Linked DNA regions of Homo sapiens: region 2 is linked to region 1. The links are chromatin loops, found by intact Hi-C in ENCODE. Cell type or tissue: PC-9. All regions are shown on one strand. Links, peaks and the distances in the headings refer to the core of each region. The heading gives the core; the rest is flanking DNA. Region 1 overlaps MOGAT1 (monoacylglycerol O-acyltransferase 1). Region 2 has its middle 170 kb from the start of KCNE4.

What was found. Hi-C counts contacts between places; a loop is a spot of excess contacts. Peaks named below come from ENCODE experiments on the same cell type or tissue, not always from the same donor. Only the 100,000 strongest peaks of a DNase experiment are listed, where the experiment ranks them.
Region 2: it touches region 1 in a loop (3-fold over the local background); 2 of 110 quality-filtered maps call a loop at or near these places.

What each region holds. Positions count from the first base shown.
Region 1 is chr2:222,682,830-222,699,650 of GRCh38, forward strand. MOGAT1 (monoacylglycerol O-acyltransferase 1) reads left to right here. Exons shown (of 6, transcript NM_058165.3): 2 at 5,515-5,693; 3 at 6,436-6,640; 4 at 11,533-11,707; 5 at 12,260-12,459. LOC124906151 (small nucleolar RNA U13) reads right to left here and starts at 15,171; the gene lies at 15,067-15,171. RefSeq lists a silencer at 5,782-5,984. In PC-9, for the core only: CTCF peaks have their summits at 7,932 (motif pointing right) and 8,138; a DNase peak (open chromatin) is centred at 7,962.
Region 2 is chr2:223,215,693-223,232,513 of GRCh38, forward strand. No RefSeq gene overlaps it. Among named protein-coding and RNA genes, the nearest start is that of KCNE4, 170 kb to the left of the region's middle. RefSeq lists a silencer at 6,739-7,033. In PC-9, for the core only: no CTCF peak of the experiment used is centred there; a DNase peak (open chromatin) is centred at 6,939; H3K27ac peaks cover 672 bases.

The DNA.
Region 1 (16,821 bases), core at 6,453-8,952:
TGATGCTAAACAAAAGTCTACAAAAGGTCACATATTATACCATTCCATTCATATGAATATCAAGAGTGGGTAAATCCACAGAAACAGAATACAGCCAGGTACAGTGGCTCACACCTGTCATCCCAGCACTTTGGAAGACCGAGGCAGGTGGATCGGTGGAGCGCAGGAGTTTGAGATTAGCCTGAGCAACATGGCAAGATCCTATCTTTACAAAAACTACAAAAATTAGCCAGGTATCATGGTGTGCACCTCTAGTCCCAGCTACTTGGGAGGCTAAGGTGGTAGGATCACCTGAGCCCAAGAGGTCGAGGCTGCAGTGAGCCATGTTTATGCCATGGCACTCCAGCCTGAGTGACAAAGTGAGACCCTGTCTCAGAAAAAAAAAAAAAAGAAACAGACTTTAGATTGGTAATTGCCAGTGGTGGAGCTGAGGGAGGAATGGGGAGTAACTGCTTAATGGGTAAAGGGTTTTATTTTGAAATAAGGGGATGTTTGGGAACTAGATGGTGGTAGTAGTTGTACAACATTGTGAATTAAATGCCACCAGAGTGTTCTCTTTAAAATCGCTGGTTTTTTATGTTATGTGAATTTCACTTAAATTAAAAAAAAAAAAAAGGACCAGGCGCAGTGGCTCACGCTTGTAATCCCAGCATTTTGGGAGGCTGAGGTGGGTGGATCACCTGAGGTCAGGAGTTCTAGACCAGCCTGGCAAACATGGCGAAACCCCGCCTCTACTAAAAATACAAAAATTAGCCAGCCATAGTGGCACGTGCCTGTAATCCCAGCTACTTGTGAGGCTGAGGCAGGAGAATCACTTGAACTCGGGAGGTGGAGGTTCAGTGAGCCGAGATCACACCACTGCACTCCAGTCTGGGCAACAAAGTGAGACTCCGTTTCAAAAAAAAAAGTGAGTGAGGGACAGCTTCCTCAACAATCTGGAGAAAGTAGAATCTATGAGAGCTAAGTGAAAACAGAGTGCCATTGATAGGAAGCCAAGTTGTGGTTTTTAATCCAGAATAGAGATAAATCAACCCAGCTAAAATTCAGGCCTTCAACTCAACTTGGTTTGTGAATCTAGACAACTTTTAAAGTTATCAACATAAGTTTCGAGAGCTGCACAATGTAACAGCGTAGACCTTTGTATCTTCCTCTTCTCTTTGAACTCCAATTTAGAAGAATCAGATTACCCTGAATTGCTTAATGAGATAAAAATAGAAAATAGAGGTTATCTAGTCACCTAGTTTTTATAGTGTTTTCTTGTTTCAATCCCGTTTAGAATCAGAGGATTACAGGGCCAGGTGCAGTGGCTCATGCCTGTAATCCCAACACTTTGGGAGGCCTAGGTGGGTGGATCACCTGAGGTCAGGAGTTCAAGACCAGCCTGGCCATCATGGTGAAACCCTGTCTCTACTAAAACTACAAAAATTAGCTGGGCATGGTAGCACATGCCTGTAATCCCAGCTATATTCGGGAGGCTGAGGCAGGAGAATCCCTTGAACCCAAGAGGCGGAGGTTGCAGTGAGCTGAGATCATGTCATCGCACTCCAGCCTGGGCAATGGAGTGAGACTCTGTCTCAAAAAAAAAAAGAAAGAAAGGATTACAAAACTATTGTGATGCTCTTTATGATTTGAAACAAAAAATGTATGCAGTATCTAGAGTGGGAATTTAAATTAGAACAACTTCTTTGGATAGCAAAATATCAAAGTGTATCAGCTGACAAAGATGTTTCTGCTTAGCCATCCAGTATCTTACTTCTTTTTTTTTGAGACAGAGTCTTGCCCTGTCACCCGGGCTGAAGTGAAACGGTGCAATCTCGGCTCACTGCAACCTCCGCCTCCCAGGTTCGAACAATTCTCCTGCCTCAGCCTCCCAAGTAGCTGGGATTACAGGTGCCTGCCACCACGCCCAGCTAATTTTTGTATTTTTAGTAGAGACGGGGTTTCACCATGTTGGCCAGGCTGGTCTCAAACGCCTGACCTCATGATCCACCTGCCTCGGCCTCCCAAAGTGCTGGGATTGCAAGCGTGAGCCACCGTGCCCAGCCGTATTTTACTTCTTATTATCTTATGGAAGTAAATCAAAATGTGGGCAAACTTTATGCAAGATTACATTTATAGAGAAAAATTGTTAGAATCACAGATATTTAAAATGAAGAGAATGGTTGAATTAGCACTGGTAATCAATAGAATATTGATCAGTCGTTAAAAATAACATTGTAATACCAAACAGCTAATGTGAAATAATTGTGATAAAATACAGAATATTTAAAAATGTGTGGTCAGCCATATTAAAGAAACATAACCTGTTCATAGGGGAAAAAAGGCCAAAAGGAAAATTTTAAGAGTAATTTTTGTTGAGTGACAGGAACTTGCCTCATGTCCCATCTGCAGCTACATTTTGCAGTCTCCAAATGTGTAATAGTAAAGAAAGTTATTATAACAGTGGCTCACATTTGATGAATACCAGTTCTGTGCCAGGAACTGTACACCCTCATGTTATTTATTCCCTTTGTGGCATTTGGAAACAGGAGCTGTCATAAGCCCATTTTACTGGCAATGGAATTGAAGATCAAGAGCTCATAGAATTTGTCCCGGGTCAGGAAGCTAGACAGTGGCAAATTCCAATTAGCAGTTCCATTCCAGACCTACATCTTAACTATTATACATGCAAAACATGTAATGAGCATTAAAGAGATATGCAGCATGTATAGAAAATAAAAAATAGACGTTATCTAGTTACCTAGTTTTTATAGTGTTTTCTTCTTCTTCTTTTTTTTTTTTTTTTTTTTGAGAGGAGTCTCTCTCTTGTTGCCCAGCCTGGAGTGCAATGGTGCGATCTCGGCTCACTACAACCTCCGTCTCTTGGGTTTAAGCGATTCTCCTGCCTCAACCTCCGAAATAGCTGGGATTACAGGCACCCACCACCACACCCCACCAATTTTTGTATTTTTAGTAGAGACAGGGTTTCTCCATGTTGGCCAGGCTGGTCTCAAATTCCTGACCTCAGGTATCCACCCACCTCAGCCTCCCAAAGTGCTGGGATTACAGTCACGAGCCACTGTGCCCGGCTGTGTTTTCTTCTTTTGATGTAAAACATGTAATGAGCATTAAAGAGATATGCAGCATGTATTCAGGTAGCCGGGGTTCGGTTAGTGAAATATTGAATTAGTAGCTTGGGGACATTATTTTTGGATCTGTTCCTGGCTCACTCTATGATTAAAATTAGGTCAGTTTGCTTTTGGTGTCAGTTTTTCCATCTTTGTAGAAAGGAAAACAGAACCTCCCACTTGCCTGCTTCTTTATGCTTACGAACCTGCTTAAGCACCTGTAATAAGTTAGTCTACAGTGTTATTACCATTAGCTGGAGGATAGCGTGGCTTTGTGAAAAAGTGCATGGATTTAAGGATTAGGCAGATCCAGCTGCAAATCCTTTGGACGCTCAAATTCCCTGAGCCTCAGTTTCTACAACTGTAAAATGGGGCAATAACGTGTACCTTGGGGTTTCAAAGAGGAATAAATGAGATGCCCTATATACAGTGAAGGATAATCGTTCTCCACTCAATAACTATTCTTTCCCTGCCCTATTTCACTGTAGCTTATCTGATCAAACTTTGAGTACAAAAGAATGAGGCCCACATGTTTCCTGTCATTTTTTTGCACATCTTACCAAAATAAACAGAAAACTAACCAATAGTGGCAAATCATCAGTACTCAGATCTGGATAGAAGAAAGCAGAGGAAGCAAAATGGAATGATCCTGGTAGGAATGAGGGCAGAGGGCACTCTTTACAGCATGCTTTGGACTCATGGAAGCTTTTCTGGTGGGTCCAGAAGGTAACAGGATACCCCACAGAGGTGTGGAGGACACATGCTACCTTAACCTTTCATCCAGTCTTTCAACCTTTAACCAACTCTGGAGAGAGCAGCAAGTCAGTTTCCTGACTGGGTTCAATGATATATCTGAGAAATTTATTGATTTATATGTATCAAGAAATATAAATAGTCCAGGTGCTGTGGCTGACACCTGTAATCCCAACACTTTGGGAGGCTGAGGCGGGTGGATCACTTGAGGTCAGGAGTTTGAGACCAGCCTGGCCAACATGGCAAAACCCTGTCTCTACTAAAAAATACAAAAATTAGCTGGGCGTGGTGGTGCGCGCCTATAATCCTCGCTACCTGGAAGGCTGAGGCAGGAGAATCGCTTGAACCCAGGAGGCAGAGGCTGCAGTGAGCCAAGATTGCACCCATGCACTCTAGTGTGGGCAACAGAGTGAGACTCCATCTCAAAAAAAAAAAAAAAAAAAAAAAAAAGAAAGAACAAGAAAGAAAGAAAAAATATATATAAATGTTGTTTTTGGTAAAACATGTATGTCAGTATATATGTATATATTTCAATAACAGATTAAACGCTATTTCTCAGATACTTTGGTGGATCATTTGGGGACAGGGTTGTCTTTAACAAAGTTGATTGGCAGTAGATAAGAGTTTGGGGGTGGAAATGAACCCTAGATTGGAGACTGCAGTGTGTTATAGAAGAGAAAGCAGCAACGGCATTCCTTAAAGTCATAGTAGCTGACATTTAGTGAAGATTTGCTATGTGCCAGGGTTTATGTCTTCATGAACATTCTCTTGTTAGCATGTTTCTCTTTTCATAATTTTTTAATTGTAGTATATAACATAGACATTTAAAAAATGTATAGCTGAGCTTCATGTGTTACTTGAAGGTAACCATTCTTGTCACTACAACCCAAGTCAAGTTTTGACAGTTTTTGCCCCGTGTATTTTGAAGCTATGTTATTAGGTGCATAAACAATTAGGATTGCTCTCTCATTATCACATGTTGCAAGAAGTGATGCATGCTAAGATCTGAAGAGTCCCACCTTTGCTATTTCTGTCTCTGACAGTAGAGTTCCTGAAAATGAAGTTTGTTGCTAGAATGTGCCCTCTTTGTGGGCACATGAATAATGGCTGCTTGGTCAAGGTAGGAAGATGGAATTTTCTGTAGTAGGAAATTCTCTACATCCCTCCTGTCGGTGATGATTCTTCCATATGTTCACATAGGGGAGCCAATGTAAAGCTATGACTAAGTAGTTAGACCTTAACATCAGACAGATCAACCACTTATATGCTGTGTGGCTTGGGCAACTCACTTAACCCTTCGATAAGCTTCCATTCTCTCTTTTTTAAAAAGAACATTATGGCTCAGTGTTTCCTCTACCGATTCCTTCCACCTCCCCCTTCAAAAATAAAGAGTACTGTGGCTACTTTATTGGTATGTGGCTATACGACGATTAAATAAAAATACCTTGGCAGGGTCCATAACACGATGCTTGGCATATAGTAAACACCCAATAAATGTTAAATAATACTGTGTCATTACTGTCTTGTTATATTACCTTACCTGAACTGAGGCTCAGTTTGACATATCTTATATGTATTAATCCCCCTGCCATGGGCCACTGCAGTGAGCAGATACTAACAGACTGATTCCATGAGACTTTTTCTTTTCTTACAGGGCCGATGTCCATTGGAATCACTGTGATGCTGATCATACACAACTATTTGTTCCTTTACATCCCTTATTTGATGTGGCTTTACTTTGACTGGCATACCCCAGAGCGAGGAGGCAGGAGATCCAGCTGGATCAAAAATTGGACTCTTTGGAAACACTTTAAGGACTATTTTCCAATTCATGTGAGTACAGTTGTTTTATAAAGTATTATTTTGATTTAGGAGAAGAGTGGAAATTTGTTTTCATCACATATATCTCAAGCTTCTTTTTCAGAGGGGATGTCTTAGTCTGTTTTGTGCTGCTGTAACAGAATACCAAAGACTAGGTAATTTATAAAGAAAACAAATTTTTTTCTCACAGTTGTGGAGGCTGGGATCTGGCAAGATACCAAAGATGCTGGCATCTGGCAAGAGCCTTCCTGCTGCATCAGCCCATAGCGCAAGGTAGAAGGGCAGGAGAGGGCAAAAAAGAGCAAGAGGGGGTTGAATTCATTCCTTTATAAGGAACTCACTCCCAAGATAACAAACCCACTTCTGTGATAATGGCGTTAATCCATTCACTCTGCTTTCATTCCTAATTACCTCTCATTAGGCCCCACCTCCCAACACCGTTGCGTTGGGGATTAAGTTTTTAAACACTTACTTTTGAGGGAAACATTCAAACCATAGCAGGGAGAAAGGCTGCAATTTGGTTCCAATTACTAAATGAACTGTAAGCTGACTTGACAAAATCTAGAAGGCTATATATAAAGGGATCTGGGCTCAGAAGATAGTTTAGAAATTTGGAAACAGCTCCAACCCAGGGAACAAAAATGAGTCATGTTCTCCATTTTCTCTTGACATAAAAACTAGTCCTTTTGTTTCTCATTGGAAAATAATAAGGGAAGTTTCTTTTTTTTAAAATCTCAATATGAATGTGCTGTAGCTTATCAAAACTCAAGATTTGGATCCAAGTCACAACTATATATTTGGGTTTCACCCCCATGGAATAATGGCAGTTGGAGCCTTTGGGAATTTTTCTGTAAATTATTCTGACTTCAAGGACCTGTTTCCTGGCTTTACTTCATATCTTCACGTGCTGCCACTTTGGTTCTGGTGTCCTGTCTTTCGAGAATATGTGATGAGTGTTGGTAAGTGATGGCAGATCACTGTTTCCACAGTGCTTTGGGGTAGCAGGAGCACACAGAACATTCCCTCCCAGGCCCATGTGTGTTTATGGTCTCTTAGAGTAAAACCTGTTTTATCCTCATCTGGCACTTCCTATGGTGTCTGGGTGTTTCCTGCCCTCCCCCACTGGACTGTAAGTGGCAGAAACACAAACTGTGTCTTCTTTTCTGTTCCATCCCAAGTATCCAGCATGGTGCCTGGAACATAGAAATGTTCAATGAATATTAACACAATGATCAAATAAAGTAATGAATGCAGTTTGTGTATTCAGATGTAGAAAAAGAAATCAGGGATCAAGTAAGTGACAAATCACACCCTTGGAGAGGCACCATGCATGCTGTTACGAATACTAGAAATGGAAAATGTCTTTCATTGTGTCTTGAAGTAACAGCAGTGATAAAACTAAGCATATTCAACTTGCTGTCTTCCTAGATGAAAAATAACTTGGCTCAGAAATAAGAGTCCAGGCCGGGCGCGGTGGCTCACGCCTGTAATCCCAGCACTTTAGGAGACTGAGGCGGGCAGATCTCTTGAGCCCAGGAGGTTGAGACCAGCTTGGGCCACATGGCAAAACCCTGTCTCTACAAAAAATGCAAAAATTAGCTGGGCATGGTGGCACACATCTGTAGTCCCAACTACTCAGGAGGCTGAGGTGGAAGGATCACCTGAGCTTGGGAGGTCAAGGCTGCAGTGACCGGAGATGGTGCCCCTGCACTTCAGTCTGGGTGACAGAGAGAGACCCAATCACAATTAAAAAAATAAATAAAAAGAGACGAGGGCAGTGACTCACACCTGTTATCTCAGCACTTTGGGAGGCCGAGGTGGGGTGAATCACTTGAGGTCAGGAGTTCGAGACCAGCCTTGCCAACATAGTGAAACCCCGTCTCTACTAAAAATACAAAAATTAGGGCATGGTAGTGGGCGCCTGTAATCCCAGCTACTCAGGAAGCTGAGGTGGGGGAACTGCTTGAACCCAGGAGGTGGAGGTTGCAGTGAGCCAACATTTTGCCACTGCACTCCAGCCCGGGCGACAGAGCGATACTCCGTCTCAAAAAAGAAAGAAAGAAAAAAAAGAATTGTTCATGGTCCTCTAGACTTTTATTACGTCCTATTAATCTCTCAAGTCACTACTGTCATTATATACCTGGTAGCATATCACTAAGCACCCAGGTACCAGAATTCACCGCTGAGTTTTCAGGTTGTTTTCAAAGTCCAGCCTGGTCCCGAGGGCACACTAGAGGGCGCACTAAACCCTCCAAGCTACCGGAAGATCCGGCATCTGGCCTGCAGAGGGTGCACTATCCCCCTCTTAACCACCGAAAGTGGGGTTGGGGGGGAATTACTTCTCTTCCTTGTTTTGTATACATTGTGTTAGAGTTTTATAAAAGGAAGACAATTACAGAGAAAAATGTTTAAATTTCACAAAAGCACAGAAACATATTTAAAGTGTAATGTTTGCTTATTCAAAGCATTGCCGCAGTGAGTTTGAGTCGTATAGTTAAGAGCAGGTTTGGCAAATTCATGGACAAGAGATGTAGGTACCCCCTTCTCCATAGCCTTATCAGACACATATACTCCATCTTAGAGTCTTTCTCCGTATAGTGCCCCTACAGCCACTGCAGTTTACTAGAGTTGGCTTTGGAGAGGAAAGCTGTTTGCAATCCCTGGTTTCTTTTTATTTATTTATTTTTTATTTTATTTTATTTTATTTTTTTTGAGACGGAGTTTCGCTCTTGTTGCCCAGGCTGGGGAGTGCAATGGCGTGATCTTGGCTCATTGCGACCTCTGCCTCCCTGGTTCAAGTGATTCTCCTGCCTCAGCCTCCCAAGCAGCTGGGATTACAGGCTTGCACCACCATGCCAGGCTAATTTTTTGTATTTTTAGTAGAAACGGGGTTTCACCATGTTAGCCAGGCTGGTCAAGAACTCCTGACCTCAGGTGATCCACCCAGCTCGGCCTCCCAAAGCGCTGGGATTACAGGCATGCACCACTGCGCCCAGCAATCACTGGTTTCTGACATCATGAATAGTTTTCTGTGGTACAACCTTCAGTTCCTTAAAAGGTAAATAGAAATACTCAAACTTTCAGCCAGTGGAGGTTTGGACTATCCTTGTTTCTAAGTCTAAAGAATTATCTATACTTCCCAGAACCAGCTTCCTAGGACAGCCCTTGGTCCAAGGCTGCCCCTCTCCACTGTGCCTGCCCAAGCGGCTGCCTCTCTGGGTGTGAAAGACTGACAGACATAGGCACCAGACCTCACGTAGTAAGGAACCATAGGGCTTCAGAGGGCCTTTGTTGACAGCAGTCTGTTTTGCTCTTACCCAATAGGATTCTGCATCTGTAAGTCCTTTTAAATCCCACCTCCAACCCATTCCTCTTGTCCCATTTTGGGTGTATCTATACCTATCAGGTGTCAGCCAGAGCCAACTGCGTTTCAGGTTCATACTTCTTTCTGTTTACCCCTTAAGGCTGGACAGGTAACAGAATCAGATCACAACAGCCTTATATACCATACAGAGGACTTTCGATTTTATTTTGTAGATAAGCCATGGGGAACTTGGAGGGATTTTGAGCAAAGGAGGGATCTGATGGATTTGGTGTGATAGAAAGATAATTCAGGCAGCAGCTTGGAACGTGGTTACAGGCAGGTAGGCCTGGAGACTGATGATGGAAGCGGCCTGTTGAGTGATGAAGGGAGAGGTGATAAGGGCTATGCTAACAGTGGCAATGGCACTGGAGATACAGAAGAGGAGATTAATATCAAAAATATTTGATACAGTCTCTAAGACTTAATGATTGATTCATCCTCATGAAGTCAGTAACTATTTTGTCATTATTATCAATACTTAGCCCAGTACCTGGCCAGTAGCAGGTGCTCAATAAATGCTTTTAAATGAATGAATGATCAGTCAATGTGGTGGCTAAGAAAGGAGAATGTGGCTACATATGGAAGAAGCTGTGTTTTGACCAGATAGATGATGGTCCCATTCACCTTGATAAATAATGTTGGAAGAGGGACAACTTTAAGGGAGAATTTAATGCATTCGGTTTGGAGACGTGTAGTTTGAGGTGTCTTAGAGCTGTCACTGTAGAGCTGTCAATTGGGCATTTGGAGATATGGGCCTGGAACCTCAGGAGGAAGATCTCCTGACAGATGGATTTGGGAGAACTCAGCATACATAAATGGTAGTTGAATCCATGGGTGTAGATGAGGTTAGAGGACAAGAGAGATAAGGAAGGACCCCTAAGAAATAGCAGCATTGAAGGATGGCCTGAAGACAAGGAGCCTGAGGGAAAACGGAGGAGTGGCCAGAGGCAAGCTAGGAGAGCCAGGGGTGTGGAAACCCAAGAGGCCCTCTTCCTGGTGGAAGAGATGCACCCAACTCTCACTCAGGTTCACACAGAGCAGAATGGCATGTCTTGACCTCAGTGAAGGTTCAAACCCATCTAGGCAGGCTCAGGCTCTCTACCTCTAACCCAGCATCCTCTGCCTCTTAAGAGGGCAGTTGGTCATTCAGAATCCTGTCATAATTCCTCCCATAATAGAAACCCAGAGTAAAATTAGCATATCATTTTCTTCAAGTGATGAGATATGCTATGTCTTTATAAAGACTGTCTAACACTTTCTGTTATGACTAAATAAAAATGGATAAAACCCAGAATGGAAAGAAACATAAGACATTAAAAAGTGATTATTTCTGAAATGTAGTTCAAGACTGGTTTGTATGTTTGTCTTTATTCTTTCCTATATTTTCCTCCAAGAGTATGTAGAACATGTGAAATCTGAAAAGGAATCTTTTAAGTTATTTTTACATGGGAAAGCCTGAAATACAGACCGAACAATTATCTAACTGTTTTAAATGAACAATTTACCAAAGTCAGACTATACTTATTGGAAACATGTAGAGATCTGGCAAGTGATCTAGGTTGTCAAATGTCTTGTTTTTTTTTTTTTTTTTTTTAACCATTTTGTATTAGTTCATTTTCACACTGCTGATAAAGACATATCCAAGACTGGGAAGAAAAAGAGGTTTGAAAGACTTACAGTTCTACATGGCTGGGGAGGCCTCATAATCATGGTGGAAGGCAAGGAGAAGCAAGTCACGTCTTACATGGGTGGCGGCAGGCAAGGAGAGAGCTTGTGCAGGGAAACTCCTCTTTATGAAACAATCAGATCTCATGGGACTTATTCACTATCACGAGAACAGCATGAGAAAGACCTGCCCCCACGAGTCAGTTACCTCCAACTTGGTCCCTTCCACGACATGAAGGAATTGTGGGAGTTGCAATTCAAGGTGAGATTTAGGTGGGGGCACAGTCAAACGATATCACATTTATATTATAAATCCAGGTTTGGAAAATAATGATCCATATAGAATATCTGAAAACAGGCCATTATATATTCAGAAAATCCACTGCAGCCTCTTGGAGAATATACTTTTTGGTTCTGTGTAAAAATTCGCCATGATAAATATCAAGGCCACCACATACAGCTGTGCAGGTTGTGCACTGAACAACTCCAGGGGCAGGGGATCCTTTTACTTAGAATGCAATATAAATGGTGTCCTCTAGAGTTCAGTAGTGCACAACCTACCTAAACAAACAAGTGGTAGACCTAGTAATGACTGAATGACATTTTAAAGACCTAGCCCATTACCTGCCAAGATGTTAACTTATTAATAGAATACATTACTAAAGATTTGGCTATGAAAAATTACAAACTTACAAAGTGCTCCAAAGGTAAGCAGTGTAGGAAATTTTGTTAAATGTTTACTATTGTCATGGAATATTATGATAAAACATTGTAATATTGTTAGAAAAGGATAACTAGTTACTTTTTGTTTTATTCACTAAGGGCTGGTTTCAGTTTCCAAGAAAAGTGTGTCCTACATGGTAAGCAAGGAGGGAGGTGGAAACATCTCTGTCATTGTCCTTGGGGGTGCAAAAGAATCACTGGATGCTCATCCTGGAAAGTTCACTCTGTTCATCCGCCAGCGGAAAGGATTTGTTAAAATTGCTTTGACCCATGGGTAAGTGGCTTTTTGTATAAAGTAGGGGGTCAGAAAAGTTAAGACATTATTAAACAAACCACGAAGAAGTAAGGTGATTTTCTAGCCCTTAAAGACCTCCTCCAAATCGATCTGACAGTAAAAGCAGGTGTGGATGTTCTTGGGGAATGGAATATGACCTTTTTACTACAGTAGCTCAATGCCATGACATTCAGCAATTAAACTTAACTCTAAAAGCAAAACAACGAGAACAACAACAAAAACCAACATTCTATATATACAGTGTAATTTTCCAGCCAAATCAACAGTGGCCAAAGCTATAGATAAAAGAGAAGTTTCCTGGAACCCTAATTTTCTATAGAATAAAATCCTGTCAATGGCTAGCCTGCTGAAATTCCTCCCTAAAGAATGTCAAGTTTAAGACAGTTTCAATGAACGTGAAGTTAGCAATATAGGAAGGCTTGGGCACATTTAAAAAATTTTTCAGAAGTTGTTGCAAGAGTCAGCTAAACAGAATAAATTATTTGAATCCTTTTCATTGAAAATTCTCACCCGTCCCCTTTGTTATTGCAGCGCCTCTCTGGTCCCAGTGGTTTCTTTTGGTGAAAATGAACTGTTTAAACAAACTGACAACCCTGAAGGATCATGGATTAGAACTGTTCAGAATAAACTGCAGAAGATCATGGGGTTTGCTTTGCCCCTGTTTCATGCCAGGGGAGTTTTTCAGTACAATTTTGGCCTAATGACCTATAGGAAAGCCATCCACACTGTTGGTATGTACATAAAATAACTACAACTATTAGCTTACTTTAAGCAATGTTTCTTGTTATTGATTGAGGTGCTAATGCAAGGGAAGTGGCTTTGAGTAAGAACTTCCTGAAACAATAATCCTGTAGATGTTATTTGAGTTTTGTTTCTGGTATTCCTTTTATTTATGAAATGACTACATTTTCCACTAGAATAGGAATTGATTACTTTCAAGAATACTGCTATTGCACTACAAGTAAAATCCAATTTTCAAAATAAAGTTTCTAATACTCTATAATGAATCTATTTCTCTGTGCCAGCCAATTATAGCATAGCAATTCTTTGATGACAAGTCATATCAGAGTTTACAGATAGATGAACATTTCTGTATGATAAGTGTCCTCATTATGTTCAGTTCACATAAGCATCAGTTTCTATAGCAAAAGCTTTTTTTTTGCAGCTAGCTGTTTTATATATATTCTGCTATTCTGCTATAGACTTATTTTTTTTTTATTTCAGTAGGTTTTTGGGGAACAGGTGGTGTTTGGTCACATGAATAAATTCTTTAGTTGTGATTTCTGAGATTTTGGTGCACCCATCACTGGAGCAGTGTATACTCCACCCAATATGTAGTCTTTTATCCCTCACCCCTCTTCCACTCTTTCCCCCGAGTCCCCAAAGTCCATTGCATCATTCTTAATGCCTTTGTGTCCTCATAGCTTAGCTCCCACTTATGAGTGAGAACATACGATGTTTGGTTTTCCATTCCTGAGTTACTTCACTTAGAATAATGGTTTCCAATTCCATCCAGGTTGCTGAAAATGCCATTATTTCATTACTTCTTATGGCTAAGTAGTAGTCCATGATGTTTATATACATATATCACAATTTCCTTATCCACTCAATGATGGGCATTTGGGCTGGTTCCATATTTTTGCAATTGCAAATTGTTCTGCTATAAACATGTGTGTGCAAGTATATTTTTCGTATAATGACTTCTTTTCCTCAGGGTAGATACCCAGTAGTGGGATTGCTAGATCAAATGGTAGTTCTACTTTTAGTTCTTTAAGGAATGTCTACAGTTTTCCCTAGCGGTTGTACTAGTTCACATTCCTACCAGCAGTGTGAAAGTGTTCCCTTTTCACTGCATCCACACCAACATCTATTATTTTTTGAATTTTTGATTATGGCCATTTTTGCAGGAGTAAGGTGGTATCGCATTATGATTTTGATTTACATTTCCCTGATCATTAGTGATGTTGAGCATTTTTTCATATGTTTGTTGACCATTTGTATATCTTCTTTTCAGAATTGTCTATTCATGTCCTTAGCCCTTTTTGATGGGATTGTTTGTTTTGTTCTTGCTGATTTATTTGCATTCCTTGTTGATTCTGACTCTTAATTAGACTCATTTTATTTTAAAAAGCTGCATGTTTGGGAGAATCCAGTTGAGGGAGGAGGGTGAAGACCATGTTGATAAAAATACTGAGGAGTTGGCCAAGTGTGGTGGCACACACCTGTATTCCTAGCACTTTGGGAGGCTGAGACAGGAGGAATGCCTGAGCCCAGGAGTTCGAGACCAGACTGGCAACAAAGCTGGACCTCATCTCTACTAAAAATTTTAAAAATTAGCGGGGCACCATGGCATGTGCTTGTAATCCCAGTGCTTTGGGAGGCTGTGGAAGAAGGAGCACTTGAGCCCAGGAGTTGGAGGTTGGAGTGAGCTATGATTGTGCCATGACACTATAGCCTGGGTGACAGATCAAGACCCTATCTCAGAAAAACAAAAACAAAAACAAAAAACCCAGGAGCAAAGTATTTAGCTCCCTCAGATTGGAAGAGGATTGGAGAGCTAAAATGAGAATGTGCTGAGCCAGGCACTAATAGCAGAATTACTAAAACTATAAACATATTATGAAGCTGGAAGTAATATGTTCACCATGGATAGCCCATTAAGTAAAATTCAAATATAGTCAAATATTGTTTTAGGTCTGTTTTGCTAGGCTAGGATTTTACTACCATCAGTTTATAAGTGCTTTCCATTTAATATGCAATCACATGACATTATTTTTCCCACAGTAATTACGTTTATTATTATTAAATCTTAAGTATCTGAAAGGTATAAATGTGGGTCAAATGGAAGAAAATAGGAACTGAAATAAAACTATTGCAGACGCACATGAAGAGTGACTTTTCTGGTTTTCAATCTCTCTGAAGGGAATATTGAGGAGAGTAATTCTGATATGGAACTGAGTTGGGGATATATTTCTTTCCTGGGAGAAATTCCTGTGGAAGGGAGACAATTATCAGAATCTTTTTTTTTTTTTTTTTTTTTTTGAGATGGAGTTGCACTCTTGTCACCCAGGCCGGAGTGCAATGGCATGATCTGCAACCTCCGCCTCCTGGGTTCAAGCAATTCTCCTGCCTCAGCCTCCCAAGTAGCTGGGATTACAGGCATGCACCACCACACTCAGCTAATTTTTTGTATTTTTAGTAGAGACAGAGTCTCACTATGTTGGCCAGGCTGGTCTCGAACTCCCGACCTCAGGTGATCCATCTGCCTCAGCCTCCCAAAGTGCTGGGATTACAGGCGTGAGCCACCGCCTGTACAGAATCTTTTTTTTTTTCCTTCAGGTCAGATGGGTAATGTGCCGATGTTGTAACAAGGTTCAGAGGGTGGCACATTTCACATGTGCCCGTGAGCACCCAATCTTCACGCTCATGAACTACAGAAGGACCGAATTATCAGACTCTTAATGGACACAGGAACATATGTTTATAAGACATTGAGATTCTTATGACAAGAGACATCCCTGTAGGGAAGCAGGTCATAGACATAGCAGATGGGGTTTTAGTGAGAGACTGGAAAATGAATAGCATGAACTGAAATAAAATAAGGATTCCTTGTGCATTTGGTAGTACAATCTGGGGAGTAATTGCTAACTTCTCATGGACTAGTTGACCGTCAGGACAAAAGATGTTACTTCCATGTATTTCCTTTACTTCAAAAAGTTTCTCAATCCCCCAAGTGTAAGGGTGACATGGAAACAGGGAGGTGACATTAGATGTTGAGAAGAAAGCAAGCTAAATGTTATCTCTAAGCCAAGAAGGTAGACAACATTATAGATTTCTGAGGCTGGTTGGTGGCATATAAACAGGACTTCTTGTGACTGGTAAATATGTATATGGACCCTATCTCGGAAATGCTGGTGATCCTGAACAGGAAACATGAGATTCCATCTTGTACTAGTCAGAGAGATAGTCTTTCCTGCTTATGTTCAATTTCCCAGTGTCTCGAGTAGCCCTTGCACTGGCCTCACTTTCCTACTCTGTTGTTGGTAGTCGCAGCTGGAGAGTCAATCACCTTCACCTAATGGTTCAGGGAGGCTAATGGAGGGTCTCCGGCTTCACCATTGCCACCCTCCTCTCACACACATACCACCTCAACTCTCAGCAGTTCTTTGAGAAAGCCTTTCCATGGAGGATGGTCACACAGCCTCTGCTTCTTAGGGTAGTGCCATCTATTATAATATCAAAGAGTTCAGAAGAGTAAGGAGTTCCGTCCTTCCATAGCCAGGCCTTGCCATTGCCCGGGTGGAAGAGCCCTGTCTGATAAGAGTAGAAAAACTCAGAGTAGCTTTGAGACACAGCAAACTCCAGCATTTCTTGTGTGTTTATCTTTGGATGGTAGAGTTCTTAGCAATGCAGATATATTTACATTTTTGCCAACTTTCACTGTCTTTTTTTTTTTTTTTTTTTTGAGACGGAGTGTCACTCTGTCGCCAGGCTGGAGTGCAGTGGCACGATCTCTGCTCACTGCAACCTCGGCCTCCCAGGTTCAAGCAATTCTCCTGCCTTAGGCTCCCAAGTAGCTGGGACTACAGGCATGCGCTACCACACCCAGCTAATTTTTGTATTTTTAGTACAGACGGGGTTTCATCATGTTGGCCAGAATGGTCTCGATCTCTTGACCTCGTGATCTGCCTGCCTCAGCCTCCCAAAGTACTGGGATTACAGGCATGAGCCACCGCTCCCGGCCAACTTTTGCTATCTTTATAGAACTGGTAGCATTTGTCCCCATACACCTATTTTTCTGGACATAGGTTGCACCTGTGTACTCCAGCTTTGTTGCAGAGCTCATGACAGAGTTTTTCAGCCACATGCTTCAGACTTTCTGCAAACTTCATGTTCTGGGCTGGAGGAGATTTGACCTGTTGGGAGATATTTCTTTTTTTTTTTTTTTTTTTTTTTTGAGACGGAGTCTCACTATGTCACCCAGGCTGGAGTGCAGTGGCACAATCTCTGCTCACTGCAAGCTCTGCCTCCTGGATTCAGGCCATTCTCCTGCCTCAGCCTCTTGAGTAGCTGCGACTACAGCTGCCCGCCAC
Region 2 (16,821 bases), core at 5,871-8,370, 530 kb after region 1:
CAAAGGCTTTGCATTTATTCCAACCCCTTGGAACCCACTTGTTTGCTAAATTCCCACAGCATTTACTTTCAAAATCTTTCGGTTTCTAACTAACCAATTATTGTTGTCTTAGAAAAATTTCCCAAGCTGTCTTAGAACAGTTCCCTGGTCTTTTGGCTGCTGCATTCATGAAATTGAACAAATATATTCCTTAATGTACAATTATTTATTTACAATGTTCTAGAAATTTTGTTTTTTTAAATCAATTAAGTTTAAAATGAACTATTTTATTGCTATTTGAAATAGATAACCAGTCTACAGCCATGCTACCCTGAATGCACCCGAAACAGATAACCAGAATTACTTGCCTTAAATAAGAAGCAATCATAATGAATGCAATGAAAGAAAAACGTTGTTCTTAAATTCTAGTGAAAAGAAAACAATGTTTATGGCAGCCTTATTTATAATAGCCCCAAACTGGAAACAACTCCAATGTCCACACTAGTACAATAGATAAGTTGTGGTGTACCTGCACAATGAAATACTACCCAGCAACAAAAAAAGAACAAACTATTATAACATCCAACTGCACTGAATATCAAAGACATGATAGATAAAAGAGGCAAGGATATGAACTATATGATTCAATTTCTGTAAAAGTCAAGAATGGGAAAATCTAATCTATGGAAATGGAAGTCAGGATACTAGTTACAACTAGAGAGGGGTATTGATTGGAAAAGGGCACAAAAGAACTCTCTGGATGATAGATACATTCTGTATCTTAATCTGTCAATGGTTACATAAATCCATCCATATGTATATAAAAATGTATCAAGCTGTGAGTTTAGGATTAGTTCAAGTTATGCATATTACACTTCATATAAATGTAAAAATGCAAGTGAAATGTGATGAGATCTTAAAAATAATTCCAGCTGAAGACTCTTAGCTTGGAAATCTCTGAGTCTGAGATCTGCTTCCTGTAAAAAAGGAGATTAGTAAGGGAGAGGGGTCTTAAGGACATATTAGCCCCAAACTGAGACTCTTGTCGTATACAGAGGTTGAGGAGAATTGAAAAAGGATGTCTTTCTCATTATTGAGTTTAAATGTTCCATGGCATTATATCCATGTGCCACTCATATTTTAAGAAATTGCTATATGGCATTTCTTACATTTCCTTTTTATGATTAGGTCCAGTCTTTTGACCTATACTAGAAATCCTATGAGAGTGGAGATCATTGCTGATGTGTCTTGCTAGTTTCCCGTATCACTCATTACAAAAGCCATAATTTCCTGGAAAAATAGGCGCTCACGTCATGCTGATAGTTTAACCTACCCTAAGTTAGTTACTCCACAACCGTAGACTGTGCGCCTCCTATTGAATGTGACAGATGAAAAAAGTGTGATGAGTAGCTTCACTAGAAGCTGCTACACCTTGCAAGATAGGGGGATTCCTAGGGCACAGTTTCTTAACTATCTTCCCTCATTCCCCTTTGGACTCACAGATACATTTAAGGTTGTAATGGAATCTATGGGTTCCCTCCTTAGGAAAATGCAAATATGTACACACACATACTGTTTTGCATAAAGTTTATTTCATTGAATTGAAACTTGATTGTCTTCACATAGAATATTTAAAACATCTTTACCATAATATATTTCTTTTTTTGTACAAATTAATGTCTAGTTCATGAAAAATAGGGAAGCTAATCCAAATTATCTATTCAGAAATATAAATGTTAATCTTGTTCAGAAATAAATAGATGGCATTATCATTTTATTGATAATAAGATAAAATCATAAAGTAATCTTTGATGTGTTATCTTTGACATGACATCAGTCTCAACTTTGTTTCTTTTGGCAACATGTCCTGAAAATTGTGACTCATGAAAACCTTTAGTAGCAAAGGTAATTGGAGCCCCATAGCTTGCTTTGTCAGGAGAGATTAAGGAAGGGAACAACAAAATTTCAAAGATTCTTCATCACATAGTAGAATACAAGTTCATAAAGCAGGAATCCTATTTTGTTCAGTGCTATATCCCCAGTACCTAGAATGGTACCCAGCACATGGCAAATACTAAGTAAACATTTGAATAAATAAGTAAAGGGATTCCTTTTTCCAGAAGTCTATGAGATTATTTCTGGAAAGCCTTTCTTCTTGAATTTATGTTAGCTGGGAAAGGATTACGAATCTTTATTTCACATTTATGGAAGTCTGAACTGAAGGACCTTCAGAATCCTTTGGGGTTTCTGGCACTTTATCCCTTTGACTTTAGCCTGTACAGGCTCTCCTCCTTCATTAGAAAGTTTGTCCTCTCCAAACTCCCAGAATAGCTGCCCAGACAGAAGAGTTGGGCCCTTCTTCCATCCTGAAAATACAAAGCATTTATATTGGGACATATCCAAATTTTGCTGAAATTGTAGACTTTTGCAATTTAACCTGCCCCTGAGAAGAAGCCACACTATTGGATGTATTTCCAGGTTGGGTAACATAACATTCCTTTGGCTTTGCTGGTTTTATACTTTGCAGAAAGGTAAGAGACCTTTTCCAGAAAGAGGATACACTCATGACATTTCAGAATGAAAGTAAAACCTTAATATGCATAGCTTTGTAGTATTCCCTTTTCTTTGACATTTTCCAGCCTAAAAAGATCAAGGCAAACAAAGACTCATGCCATAATTAAAATGATGAGTTTTTTAAAATTCCTACCCTGATGAACAGTATTACATGAAAATAATGGCAGCTATACATTTCTTCATTGTATAACATCATGTCTCACATTGTACTTCTTCGATAGAAAATAGTAATATAATTGCAAAAAGTAGCATTCAACTCTCTTACTTACGAAAATAGTTTCCAGAGCAATAGAAAGAAAATCAAAGAAACATTACTAATGAGTGTTCTCTAGTTCACAAACCTTCTGGAAACTCCTCCATGGACCCCAGGTTAGAAATGCAATCTGAGCTCAAGTCTTGGCAACAGAGGTAAAGGGAACTCTATAGGGGCTCCAGACTCCAAAAGGTGGAGAAAACTGCATTAGCAATCCACCTAAGAATAACAGAATTATTGGAAGTTGGGACATAAGGTTCAAGAAAGAGACTCCCACATCGGGAAGCAGCTGGTTTTACTACCAGTTTTACAGATACTCTGGGTAGTGTCAGTCAAGTCTCTGCCCTTTTTCTTTTTCGTTGCTTTCTCTTCTCTCCCTTCCCTTCCCTTCCCTTCCCTTCCCTTCCCTTCCCTTCCCTGATTGGCATTCATATCTCATACATTGGAAAACAAATCTCATAGCATTTAGCTGTTATACATCATGTCAATAAAATGGGCCAAAAGTCCAAACTTCATCTGTATGCCAATGAGAGACATAGACTTTAAGAAACATTCAGAGTAAGTTTTAACTGTGGCATCAGGTAAATTGTGATGTGGCTCTGCTATCTTCCCCACAATGATCCAAACATTCCTCCCTTCCCCAGCTTCTGCCCCTGTGACCCTGCCTTGAAGGTATGGTTCGACCCTATGCTCTCTGTTAAACTAATTTCCAAGCAGCTTTAAATTTCTCATCCCCTTGATATTAACATGCCATTAATTGTAAGATATGTCACTGATTTTACAGCTTTTTGTTGGCAGTAGAGGGTGGCGGAATACTACTACATTAAATGTAGACATCAACATTGATTGCAAAATACATTTAGATTTTAGAAATGAGAAATTATGAAAAGTATTGTAGAATGGATAAAATATGTTATTGCCTTTGTTAGGACAACACATTTTAATGGGGGGAATTCTAGCCTCTGATAGATGTGTGAGAAGGAAGAATATTTTCATTTGGGATGAGAAGCCTTCCTTCTGCACCTCCTCATTTCATACCATTTGGTAGGCAACTATCTGTCTTCTTCTACCCTAATTTCTTGTAAGCCTGGTCTGGTGAGTTGCTCCTTTATTATCTTATGGAATTAATAGGTTGTTAATAAAAGAAATATTATTTAAAAATGAATCTGCATATGATGTGTGTGAAAATTTAGAGATAAAGTTAATCTTATCTTAGGCGATGGCCTAATACTTTCAGGAGGAAGCACAAGTCTCCTTCTGAGATAACGAGCTAGAAGCACATTTGCAGAGTGTCTCTACTTCTTCAACATTTCACACATGAAAATCATAAGGAAGTATTGGTAAAATCAGATCTTTTGATTTTCAGTTATTGCCCTTTCCACCCTGGAACAAATGATATATGACCATCTCTTTCCTGTTGGTTAAATAAGTTGTGCTTTTAAAAGGAATGTACTGCTGGAGAATAAGGGCTGCAACTCACTGAGCTCTGATCAGATCCTTTTGAGGTAGGAAGTTGAGGTAATAGAGTTATCACAAGGAGGCACTGTGGCGAGGCACGGAGGGAAAGGGGACTGTGGTTCAGGGTGGGCAGGGACACTGGGATCCGGAGACAGAGCAGAGGCATCGTAGTGGGGAGAGGAGTACTGCAAGAGGGGAAGTGGGAGAAGGCTGATGGCCAACATTTTGCTCAAATCAGTTCTACGCACATCTTTTTGTACTTAAAAAAAAATGCACAGAAAGAGACAAATACGTCTGAGATTACCGTTCTATAATTTTTCTTCAGTACTACCAATTTGTAACCTGGAGGTGGCATATTTAGGGCTTGCAGATTTTATGATCTGCCCTCAACATGATCCTGTGCTGGTGTGACTCTGAGCCTGGCCTTAGGAAGGTGTTTGCTTTGATATCTGCTTGAAAACAGAGTGAAAACACTCTGTTAATGACAGCTTGTTCCCAGCTGTTTGCCATGGGATAATTCTTTTTAGCCATGCTTCATTTCAGCTTTATGGGAGCACTAACTGACCTTCGGAAGTACACATTAAAACTATACCTGTAGTCAGAACATGGAAACACAATCCTCATTAGGTTTATAGTGGCCTTCGAGCCCAGAAATTGATTTCCCTGCACAGTAGCTCATCCCCAGAACTGTTGGATGTAGCATTGCTATTCTCATTTTAAACATGAGGAAATGCCCAATGTGGCCAACTGGCATACAGTAAAACAGCAGTTGCCAATGTGGGGTGGAGGGCAAATTTGCAAACATTTGGCAATGTCTGGAGACACGTTTGATTTTCACAACATGTAAGGCATGGGCTACTGGCATCTAGTGGGTAGAGGCCAGGGATACTGCTAAAAATCCTGCCATGGCAAGACAGCCCCTGACAATATAGAATTATCTGGCCTCAAACATCAATATTGCTGAGGACAAGAAATCCTGCACTACTAGGATTTGGATTCAGTTTCTCTGAATTTGAAGCCCAGCCTTCCTACTACATGGTGCAGAAGAGATGATTCCTTTTAGTATATCTTCTATTTCCAAAAGGGGAGGTGGAAAAGGTGAGGGCAGAACTTGATCTGCTCCAGAAAACAACGGGGGATGGAAAAATCATTATTGACAGTTTCCTCTGCCAGGCACTGCTCTAAGTACTTTGCATGGTTTATTTCATTTAATGTGTTAACTTAAGAATCACAAGATCTATAAATTTAAAAAAGGAGACTTTATTTCTTAAAAAGGGTTACAGCTTGCAAGGTGACCATCCCACAGGCCGGGAAGCGCAGCCTCCCGCAAAGACTAGAGAAAGGCATTTCAAAGGAGGAGAGGTTGGAATAGGAGCTTTATGCTGACCAGGTTGACTAAATGTACATATTCAAGAGGTCACAGGAAGGGCCACGAATATTCATGAAGGGGGTCCTGATGCATGCCTATTTAACAAACTTGCATGTTACATATGACCCATGCTCAAGTTGGGGTGGACAATTAATATTTACATGTATTACAATTAGGCACCATAAGTCAAAAAGTCTTTTTGAGACATGAAAGCACTCAGTGCACACCCTCTGTAAACTGGCTAGGACCAGTCCATGGTCAGCCATCTTGTTATCAGTAAAAAATTACTGAAATCAGTCTTTAGTCCAATCAAAGCTGCAGTTATGGTTTGTGAAACAGAGGGCTAGTTAATATGTCTAGTGGTGGATGATAATTGTTTTAATATTGCTTATCTTGAGGTCAGTGTTTGTTTAGCTGCTAGAGAAAAAGAAAATCCTTGTGGCACTTAGAACATAGTTTATTCTTTAACCATAGGGGTGTGTGGCTTATCTTTTACCTGGCATGGCTTTAGGTCCTGTTTATAATTTGGTATCTTTTTGCCACAAAGAGTCTGTTCTGACAGTCTTATGATCTCTATTTTAACATTAACACTGGTCAGATGTGTTTAAAACTTGTTGAACCTGCAGCCTTCAGGCTACATGCAGCCCAGGGCGGCATTGAATGTGGCCCAACACAAATTCATAAACTTTCTTAGAACATTATGAGTTTGTTTTTTTGTTTGTTTGTTTGTTTTGTTTGTTTGTTGTGTGTGTGTGTGTGTGTTTTTTTTTTTAGCTCATCAGCTGTTGTTAGTGTTAGCATATTTTATGTGTGGTCCAAGACAGTTCTTATTCCCATGTGGCCCAGGGAAGCCAAAAGGTTATACACCCCTGGTCTAAACATAAAGGGAGGGGGGATAATGTGGTATGTCTGACCTCCCACCCTGTCATGTCTGCAAACAGATTTTTAAGGTTTCTCTGGAGTGCCCTTAGCCAAGAAGGGGTCTGTTCAGTTCGTTGGGGGTAGGGGTAGGGGTAGGGGTAGCGGTGGGGGGAGCTAGGGTTTTATTTTTAGTTTACAAATGTTAAATAAGTATAACTCTATGAAGTAGTTGCCACATAAGTCACAATAAAGTTAAAAAACATGCAAAGATCATGGATCGAGGGATGGACTCACATGGATGTGTTGTTTCTCAGAAGAAAGTTGGAGGAGCCAGGAAACTTTATGTTTACATTCAGGTGCAGAGAGCAACACTAATCATACCAAGAGAGGATTCATCTGCCCACTTTCCTGCCCCTTATCCCAAGGGTAACACTTACTCACTCTGTCAACATTTGGGATGCCAGGACTTTTAAAATGCTGAGTAACTCTACATTATTACAGCATTTCATTAAATCTAAGACACCGTTGGTTGTAAGATGCACTGTTTATTTTATATACCAATAAGAAAAAAAAGCCACATAATCTGTATTTGTAAGACATTACCAATTCTCAGAGATATATTTCTATATTTTAAAAACATGTATCTAACAATTCAGTGCAATATAGTAAATACCAATCCTCTATGACATGAGGCTGTGTTGTACAGAATACAATGGGGCATGAGAACTATCCTTGTCCTCAGGAAATAAAACAAAAGCCTTTATAATCATGTAAACCATGTTCATAATCATGTAAACAATATCAGAGCCATTGACTTTGCTTACTTCACTGCCAAGTTTTAGACCAGTGCCTGACACAAACTAGGTTCTCAAAATGTTAGTTGAATGAATGAAAGAATGATTGTTTTAGAAGTCTCCCTTTCTTTCAACATTTTTTTTTCCAGGTGAGAATACATCTAGGTTCTTACACTTACTTTCATGTTCTGAGCCTACAAAGGAGCAAAACTTTGGGTTTAATTCAGAAAATAAATGGCCATGGAAAAGGATGTTAACCAGCAAGCTGGAAGGATTCTTCCCTAGACATTTTACAGCAAGTGCTTGGGGGTCTCATCAATCTTTTAGACAAGGGTCAGGTTTAAGGATGAAAAGTGAAAGCACATGTGCCTCTGGTGACAGCGTGCTGTGGTGGTGCTTTGTGTGCCATTGATATACATCATCAATCTTCCTTCCTTGCATTGCCTAACACTCCAGTTGGAAGTTCAGGCAAAATTCTGGGATGCTGAAAGGACTGTAGTCTCTGAAATAAAAATTTCTGAATGGGCATTATTTGCATCCTTTGACCTTGTCATTCTACTTCTTGAAATAGTTTCTTGAGAAAGCGAGTCCTTTGTTCACCAGATATCTATTGAACGCTTCCATGGCAGATACCATTCTGGGCACTGGGGACATGGTGGTAAGTGAGATGGACAAGAGCCTCTTCCACTGAGGCTCATATTCTACAGGAAGGGAGACAGATAGACAACAAACCAACACTATCATAGAGTGATGTGTACTGTGCGGAAATGTAAATAGTATAGTTGGAAGAGACTTATAAGAGCTTACTTTAGACTTCAGACCCTGAATATGTCAGGGAATCTTTTCGAATGACATAGCATCCAAAATACATCAGCTTAAAGCTAAAGTGCACCAACCCTGTACAGATTTGGAAGTAGCATTTCAGGAAGAGGAAGCAACTGGTAAAAAGGCCCAAAAGCAGGAACAGGGGTGATCAACGTGTGGTGGACAAAGAGAAGAGTTTTTTGAGAGGATGGTGAGGAGGGTAGAAGCTGGCTGTGTAGGACTTTATAAGCCAGGGTCAGCAGTTGTTCAATCTCATCAAGTTGTATACCTTAATATCTGTAGATGTTTATGCATGTGCGTAATATATATATTATATAATTTTTAAGCATGGTAGTGACATTATCTGACTTTTACTTTTAAAAGATTGTTTTGGTTTGGCATAAAGAATAGATTGTAGAGGGAGCAAAAGAGGAAGTAGAGACACCAATTAGAAATCTGGTACAGTTGTCCAATACAGAGGTGATGATGGCCTGCCCTAGCACAGTGGCAATAAAAATAGAGAGATGATGGATACAGGATATGTTTTGCAGCTGAATAGATAAGACACATTGATAGACTTGACATGAAACTAAATAAATTTAGGATAACACCTAAATACTTACTTTGAGCTGTTTTATGTTGGCAACTTTAGAGGAAGAATGGGTTGCAGTGGCAGGAGAAGGGCATTACGAATTTTGTTTTGGTCTTATTACATTTGTGATGCCTATTAGACATATATTTTAGATATTGAAGAGACAATTATATATGAAAGTCAAGAATTCCAGGAAGAAATCAGGCCTGGAGATAGAAATTAGAAGTCATTTTTATATAAATGTTATCTAAAGTCTGTGACAAATGTTGCTGAGTACATAGATAAGAAAGAGGGGAGTGGCCAGCAGAGTGGCCAGTCATCTGTGGATGACTCCAAAATTTAGTAGTTAAAGAGAGGTAGAATTGCTAGCAAAGGAGAACAAGGAGGAACAAATAGTGTGACAGGAAGAATATGTTAATTCAAAACCAAGAGAAGAAAGTGTTTCAAGAAGAATGGAGCATTCAGCTGTGCCAAGACATTGGAAATTAAGGTAAGAAGTAGTAACTGATATTGGATTAAGCAAAATGAAGATCAATGGGGACTTCGACAAGAGCATTCCCTCAGGTAGGTACAGAGGGCAAACTTTATTCAAATGAGGGAATGAGGGAAGAAAGGAAGGGAGGGAGGAAGGGAGGCAGAGTGGCAGGGAGGGAGGGAAGGAAGGAAGAAAGGAAGGAAGGAAGAACTGGAATAATAGAGACAAATATTTCAAGAAGTTTTATTTTAGCTAGATGGATATATGGGATAAAGGGAGGTTTTATTTTTCAAAGTTAGTTGGCCATTTTTTATGTTGATGGGAATGACTCAGTAGAGAGGCAGCTGTCAATAACACAAGAAAGAGAAGGGGTAATTGCAGAAGGGAAGTCTTTGAGAAGATGTAGAAAGATGATGAGCTCCAGAGTATTGCTGGAAGTGTAGGTCATGGTTAGGAGTAGGAAGATTTTATCCAATGTAACAGGAGGCGAGATTATGAGAAAAGATGTGAGGCGAGGGGCTTTGCTGAGGAGAAGATGGAGGCATTGATTTTTTCTTTCGGTAAAGTACAAGGCAAGGCTATTGGCTGTGAGTGAGATGGTCAGATGGGGAGCAGATTGTTGGAGAATGTGTGAAACAGTTTGAGGCAGTGGGAAAGCAAATAAATTAAGGAAGTACAGTAGGATTGCTATGCTGTGTTGATTGCTTTTTTGAAATTTATTATCATAAATTGTAAGAGAGACCAGACAGCACTGTTGTATATTTTTCTCACCAATAGTCAGCTGCTTGGATGCACCACAAGCATATAGTTGGGTTTAAACAAGATTGGAGCTTTGTTTGGCATGGCAGTGGTGGGAGGAGGGGCAGGGAGGTAGAGTGTTTTCAAGACAATGATTAGAATGATGGACAGGTGCAATTTCAGCTGTGTGGGCCGCAAAACTGTGGGCTGATGATGGTATGTAGTAAGCAGCTTTTAAAATGGCTCCTAATTAGCCTCGCTTGTGGGTATTCACATTCAAGCAATTCTCTCACCTTGTGCGTGGGCTGGACCTAGTGACTTGCTTCTAGTGAATAAAATATGCTAACGATAATTGGCTGCCATTTTTGAGAATGTTACAAAAGACTGTGACTTTGGTCTTGGTAACACCCTCTCATCTCATTTGCTCACTCTGATAAGGAAGCACTCATGTTGTGAGCTGTGCATTGGGAGGCCCACATGACCAGGAACTGAGAGTAGCCTCTGAACAACAGCCAGTGAAAAACTGAAGTCCTCAGTCCAGCAAACTGCAAGGAACTGAATCTTGTCAACAACAGAAAGCAGATTCTTCTTCCATCAAGCCTTTAGATAAGACCACTGCTATGGCCAGCATCATCATTGAAGCCTTGAAAAAGACCCAAAGCTGGAGGACCCAGTTTAGTCGTGCCCAGATTTTTTACCTACAGAAACCACACACACAAAAAAATGTTCATTGTTTTAAGCTATTATGTTTTGGTGTAATATGTTATGCAGTAACAGGTAGCCAATACATGACATGGTGACAGAATGAGTGAGTCAAAGTGCTATAGTGGCTGAAGAACTGCTCAAGTGGTTGTGCTAGAGCAGCTGAGGTCAGGAAACAGTGGTCACAGAGGGGAATGCTTGAAGTTAAGACTTCAGAGGTGATGCAGATAGTGATAACAAGATCAAAAGGATGACTACAAAGATGGTGGCTGAGATGAGATCAAATAATAGATCTTTGGAAGTTAGAAGACCAAGAAACCTAGAGATCAAGATGTTACATTTATGTGGATGTTGGTAATACCAAAAGTAGTAATGGGAGAAGAACTGAAAAGAAAGATGAATGTAAAATATTAACTTAGTCAATTGATGAGAAGCCATGGTTGGGGTCCTGAGGACAGTAACCAGGAAAAGTGATGGCTTCCGAGGAAGTAAGCCCCTGTTATCTTGGGTGTTCTTCCACCTTGGGAGGTGAAGTCCATCTCCAAGATACTTGCTGCTCCCCGTTCCTAGAAGCTGGACCACGCACCTATAGCCTGTGCTCTGATAATGATTCTAAGTTGGCAAAATGAAGAAGCATAGAGATATTGCATGCATTCCAGAAATGGTGATGACAGCAGCTCCTTCTAGTTTCTAGTGGCAATGGTGGCGACAGTACCAGTATTTAGAATCCAGTCCCAGGGGCCAGGCGCGGTGGCTCATGCCTGTAATCCCAGCACTCTGGGAGGCTGAGGTGGGCGGATTACGAGGTCAAGAGATTGAGACCATCCTGGCCAACATGGTGAAACCCTGTCTCTACTAAAAATACAAAAATTAGTTGGGTGCGGTGGTACACGCCTGTAGTCCCAGCTACTTGGGAATCTGAGGCAGGAGGATCGCTTGAACCCGGGAGGCGGAGGTTGCAGTGAGCAGAGATCGTGCCACTGCACTCCAGCCTGGTGACAGAACATGACTTTATCTCAAAAAAAAAAAAAAAAAATCCAGTCTCAGGGAGGCTGGGGATAGAAGCTGCAGGTTCTGTGTGCAATTGTGTGTGGAAACAGCAGGGAGTTCACTGGGACAGAGCCGTTCCTCCAGTGAGCTCTCCAGGCTTCCTGGAGATTCTGTAAGCTGCCAATAAATTCACTTTTGGCATAAGTTACTATAATGTACTTCATCTGCTTACAACAAAGAATCCTGACTAACATCCAGTAAAATATGATGCCATGAACATCAAAGAAACTGAGGAATGTAAGATGAGAGGACCATATAAAGGAGCTGAAGAGGAAATGGTTTTGCCAAATCACAGACAAAGCATTATCATAAGTTTGCTATGAAATGTATCTATGAGGATGTTCATTTTAGCATTATTTATAATAGCAAAATAGGGAGTTCCTTACGCAAATGGTAGCATAGTCAAAAATTGTTCTCTATGGGACCTAGAAATGGTGTGCTGTTGGAAAACTAATGATATGGAAGAGTGTTTAAGATTTGTTGGTAAATGAGAAGAACAAGGCTACGGGATAGTATTTGCAGTGTGATCACAAATTGGTTTATAGAACTATAGATACCTGCATAAAAATACTAGAGGTGTATATCACCAATATCTCTGGAAAATAAGATTATAAGTCATATACATTTTCTTCTTTGTGCTTTTAAGTATCCTTCGAATCTTCTGCAATGAACAGATTTAAATGTTCTGATTTTTTTTAAGTTAAAACAAAAGCAGGACTTTTTTTCATAATTTCAACTTTTATTTTAGATTTCAGGGTACATGTACAGGTTTGTTACCTGGGTATACTGTGTAATACTGAGGTTTGAGGTATGAATGATTCTGCCACCCAAGTAGTGAGTGAAGTGCTCAATAGGTAGTTTTTCAGCCCTTCCCCCACTCCCTCTTCCCCCACTCTAGTAGTCCCCAGTGTCTATTGTTCTCATCTTTATACCCACGCGTACGCAATGCTTAGCTCCCTCTTATAAGTGAGAACATATGCCACATTTGGTTTTCTATTCCTGTGTTAATTTGCAAAGTGAGAATTTTGATGGTGAGTATTCATTCTAAAAGCACACTGGGGAGTTGGTCTGGACTTTCTTGGTTGTGACCTGACCCCAGGAGGCTAGGGATTCCCACCCAGAATTCCGTGGCTTTAGTGCTCATTGTGTCATGGCATGCCTCCCTAGAGATGCAGAAGCCTACCATGGCCATCAACCTATCTACACTGACCAAGAATGGAACTTTGGAATCTTCTATTTGTCTAGGGTATATCTCCCTTAGGTGACAAGAGAAAGGACAGAGTGAATCTGGAATGGTTGTCCTTTCAAAATCAGGTGTGGAAACACCAGCTGTGCTGAAGAATGCACTTGGCCAGTATCACTAGTCCTAATTCTCAGTATAGATTCACAGGGTAGTTTTTAGATTTTTTTTAAAAACCTACATTTTCTCCTTGTTCAAGGAATTAGTAAAGATTTCTTTTCTTGAAACCTGTGGTTTAATCTCTGTGACATTATTTTCCAAAGGTGTTTTGAAAGCCTTTTTTTCTCATTGAAGGAAAGCTTATGAAACCCTGTTTATCTTGAAAAAAGTCTCTCTTTATGATAATACAGTACAGAAAGAAGAAAACCCTCCCTCAAAAATTAGAGCAGTGTTCACTCAAGCAAAATGATTCACTCATTTAATCCTTTTTTGTGCTTCAATACAATAAGATTAAAAAATCATTTAGCTAGGTCAAGGTTAATATGCTTTAAATTACATTATAGAAAAAGATAAAATCTATTTTGTCTATATATTTCAACAGCAGGACACAAATTTTTTTTTTAATTCCATATAAGATAAGATTCATGTGCTGTAAACAATACAAATGGGCTAAAATGCATTGTTTTTATAAATTTAACTTAATATAGTCAGTTGCAGCTGTATGGCATCTGACCTTGGAGGACTGAACACAAAGAACCAAACTTTGAACTTTCACATTACACATTTTCTTTCAAATTTGGTGAATACAATACTGCACTATCCTCACTAGAAGTTGGCTCTTCCTGGCTTTGCTTTTTATGCACCACAGAGAATTTTTGAGGTCACTATCAGGAGGGGACCCAGACTTCCTTCTGATATCCAGAACTAGTGCCCTGGTACATTTTCTCCAACCCAGTGATGAAATCTATAGTATCAATGCCTCAACTTCAGGAATTTTGTAGTGGAAGAACATTGGCCATAGCCTCCTTAGAGGTCAACCCAGAACTAAAATTAGAGGTGCTACGATTGTCAAATTTTATTTTAATTGTATTTTTTTCAGGGAAGCAGACATGGTCAACATTCAGGCCATGTAAGTCAATACCCAGGTAAGGAATTCCAGATAAAGTTGCTCAGAAGAGAGTTATCTGAGCAACCCTATCTGGAATTTGCAGTTGCCTGCAAGTTTTAGGGACTGTACCCATGGTCTGTGTGGAGTGCATGATGGCCTCTGTGGAAGTAGGCTACACCAGGCCTCACATAAATAGTTATGTGTGTCCAGAACTAGCCCTGGAATGCTGGTTTCTGTCGCAGAGCTCCTGTTTTAAAACTTGAAAGCTGTGCCTAAATCCAGGGTTATTTCATGTGTGCAGAAAGTAAAGAAATTTCGTCATTATTGTTTTCATTATTATGGATGCAGGATATAGATCCTTACAATTTACTTCTTAGTTAAATACATCACAAGACCATCTTACTCATAAATAAGATAGTTTACCATTTTACTTATAGAGAAAGTTTATAGCAAAACTTGTTGGACTTTTCTATGACATTATGGGTTGTTCTGTTAAGCCAATGGATGAAATATCATTTTTTAATAGGAATGCTTATAAACATTTAGATGACTTTCTATGTTTTGAGCTATTAATGTAGTGCTTTTATGCAGCATTAAATAGTATAAAGCGGTGCTTGCCTAGAAATCCCTGACACAGCTCTCACATTCTCAATATAATACAACAAAATGAGGAAAATCCACAGTAGTTTCAAAAAAATGAGATTACTAGCGAATCTATCGGCAGCATCTCGGGTGGATTATTCAATAATTTCAAGGCCAATGGAACTACACAAAGAAATTATGGCCACCAGAGACAAAGTGATTCCCCTGCAGAAAGGTATGAAGACATTCAGTCCTTCTGTCCCTGACTCAAAAGCACAGAGTGTTTTAACAATCAGAAACCAAGGCAGCTTTGCCTGGAGGCTAATTTTTGTGGGAGTCAGAGGGTGTTTGCTCAAGCCCAGAGCTGCCAATACTTTGTACTCATGTATGTAGAATTCTCCTTACCAGTAAGAGAGGATAATAGCATGTGGCTTCCTGGTAGATGCTGCTTCTATAGTGGAAGCACTATCAGCAGTCAATAAAAGATGATATCCTCAGAGTTTCATCGGGTACCTGAGCTCAGATATATAATGACATTTTCATTTATTTGGTTTTATTGGAAATGTAACATTTCCTCTAGCCTTTCAAGTTTGTTACCACATAATTACTGGTAGTGTTAACATTTATATTACAATTTCCAAGACAGTTTATCTATCTTCCTTTCTTCCTTCTTTCCTTCCTTCCTTCCTTCCTTCTTTCCTTCCTTCCTTCCTCCATCCCTTCCTTCCTCCTTCCCATCCTTCCTCTATTTCTCTCCATTTCCCTCTGTTTCTCATCTATTACCTTCTCTGTCTCTCATCTATTACCTTCTTGTTTATAGAGATTCTTGATTAGTACAATTTCTCTTCCTCTTATCTTTTCTGTCATGATCTCTCTATTTTGGTTAATTTACTGCTGGTTAGAATGCTTTTTCAAGAATTGAACTCAAATTGAGTATTTGGATTCTGTGTATTCCTTCAATCTTTGGTATCTTTTTCTCATGTTAGACAAATAATCTATTAATTTTGTAGTCATTTTCTGTCAATGATCTGTAGATGCTATTTTACTATCAATTAGGTTTTAAGTGTTGTAGATGAGAATTCTGATGCTAGTCTCATTATAGGCAAATACTTTTGTTGTTTCTGTCTAGAAGCTGCCAAGATTTTTTTTTTGAATTTCATAAATTTTGATTTTAGTAGACATAAAATATGCATACTAAAGATATATCTACCTTTTCATAAAAAATATTTGGAATTGTCAGTCTTCCTTCAGATGAGAGAATATACTTCTAGTGTTAGTTTAATCACCATGTAACCTGCTTCCTGTTGTCCTTCTGAGATGAATGTCATTGATATAACAGGTCTTTTGGATCTCTCCGTCAGGTCTCTTGCATTTTCTTTAACAATTTCTATCTCTGTATTACTCTTCCACTTCATTTTTAAAATGGAAAGTACAAGTCTTAATAGTAGCCATGTCTTTCAATTTATTTACTGATTTAAAAAATCTAATATCAAGTTTTTTATTTGGCTAATCCAAGAAATCTCTTTGTTCTTATTTTAATTTGCCTCAAGTACTCTTATTATGTTGTTATTCAAACTATTTTCTGTCTCTTCCAGCAAGTCTATTTCATCAGGGCAAGTTCAGATATTCTATTTGTTCTTCTTGATGGCTGCCAAACCCATGTGTGACTGTTATTTGGTAATATAAGCTCAGTTCCAACCAAAGAGACTCAATGTAACTGGTATTAGAAGAGAGGTGTCTCTAGCGTGGCAGTCAGGCTGTTCCTGTAGAGACAGCAAAAAGAATCCTGTTTTCTCTGTTCCCTAGTCTCCTCTCCTTTCCTCTCCCAGTACTGGAAGTAGGGGTTAAGATCAATTGTCAAAGAGATAGGAAGACCTGGCACTCTTATACTGTGAATGTCCACCCTCTCTGCAGAGTCCCGGGATCTTGTAGGGGCAAGTTCTTTTAGTATCGTGGCAGTCAGATCCTTGGGACCTCTTTTAATTCTGCCATCAGGATCACTCCTAACCCACAGAGAAAGGAACCCTGCAATAGCTATACAGCTGCTCCCCGTTGACCCATATACATTTTTTGGCCCCAGCAGAAGTGGATGGGTTGGAGCCAGAATGAAGCTAAAGAAACATGGGAAGCAGTCAGCTATCTTCTTTCCAAATCCCTTTCTCCAGGAAAAAAACCCTTTCACCGAGAGGATTCATTCTGAGATCATGATATATATCTCACACAATATGCAGAAAGCTTTACTGGGTTGGCCTCTGAATTATAAATGACTATCTGCTTCCATATTTTATTAACAACAGTGACT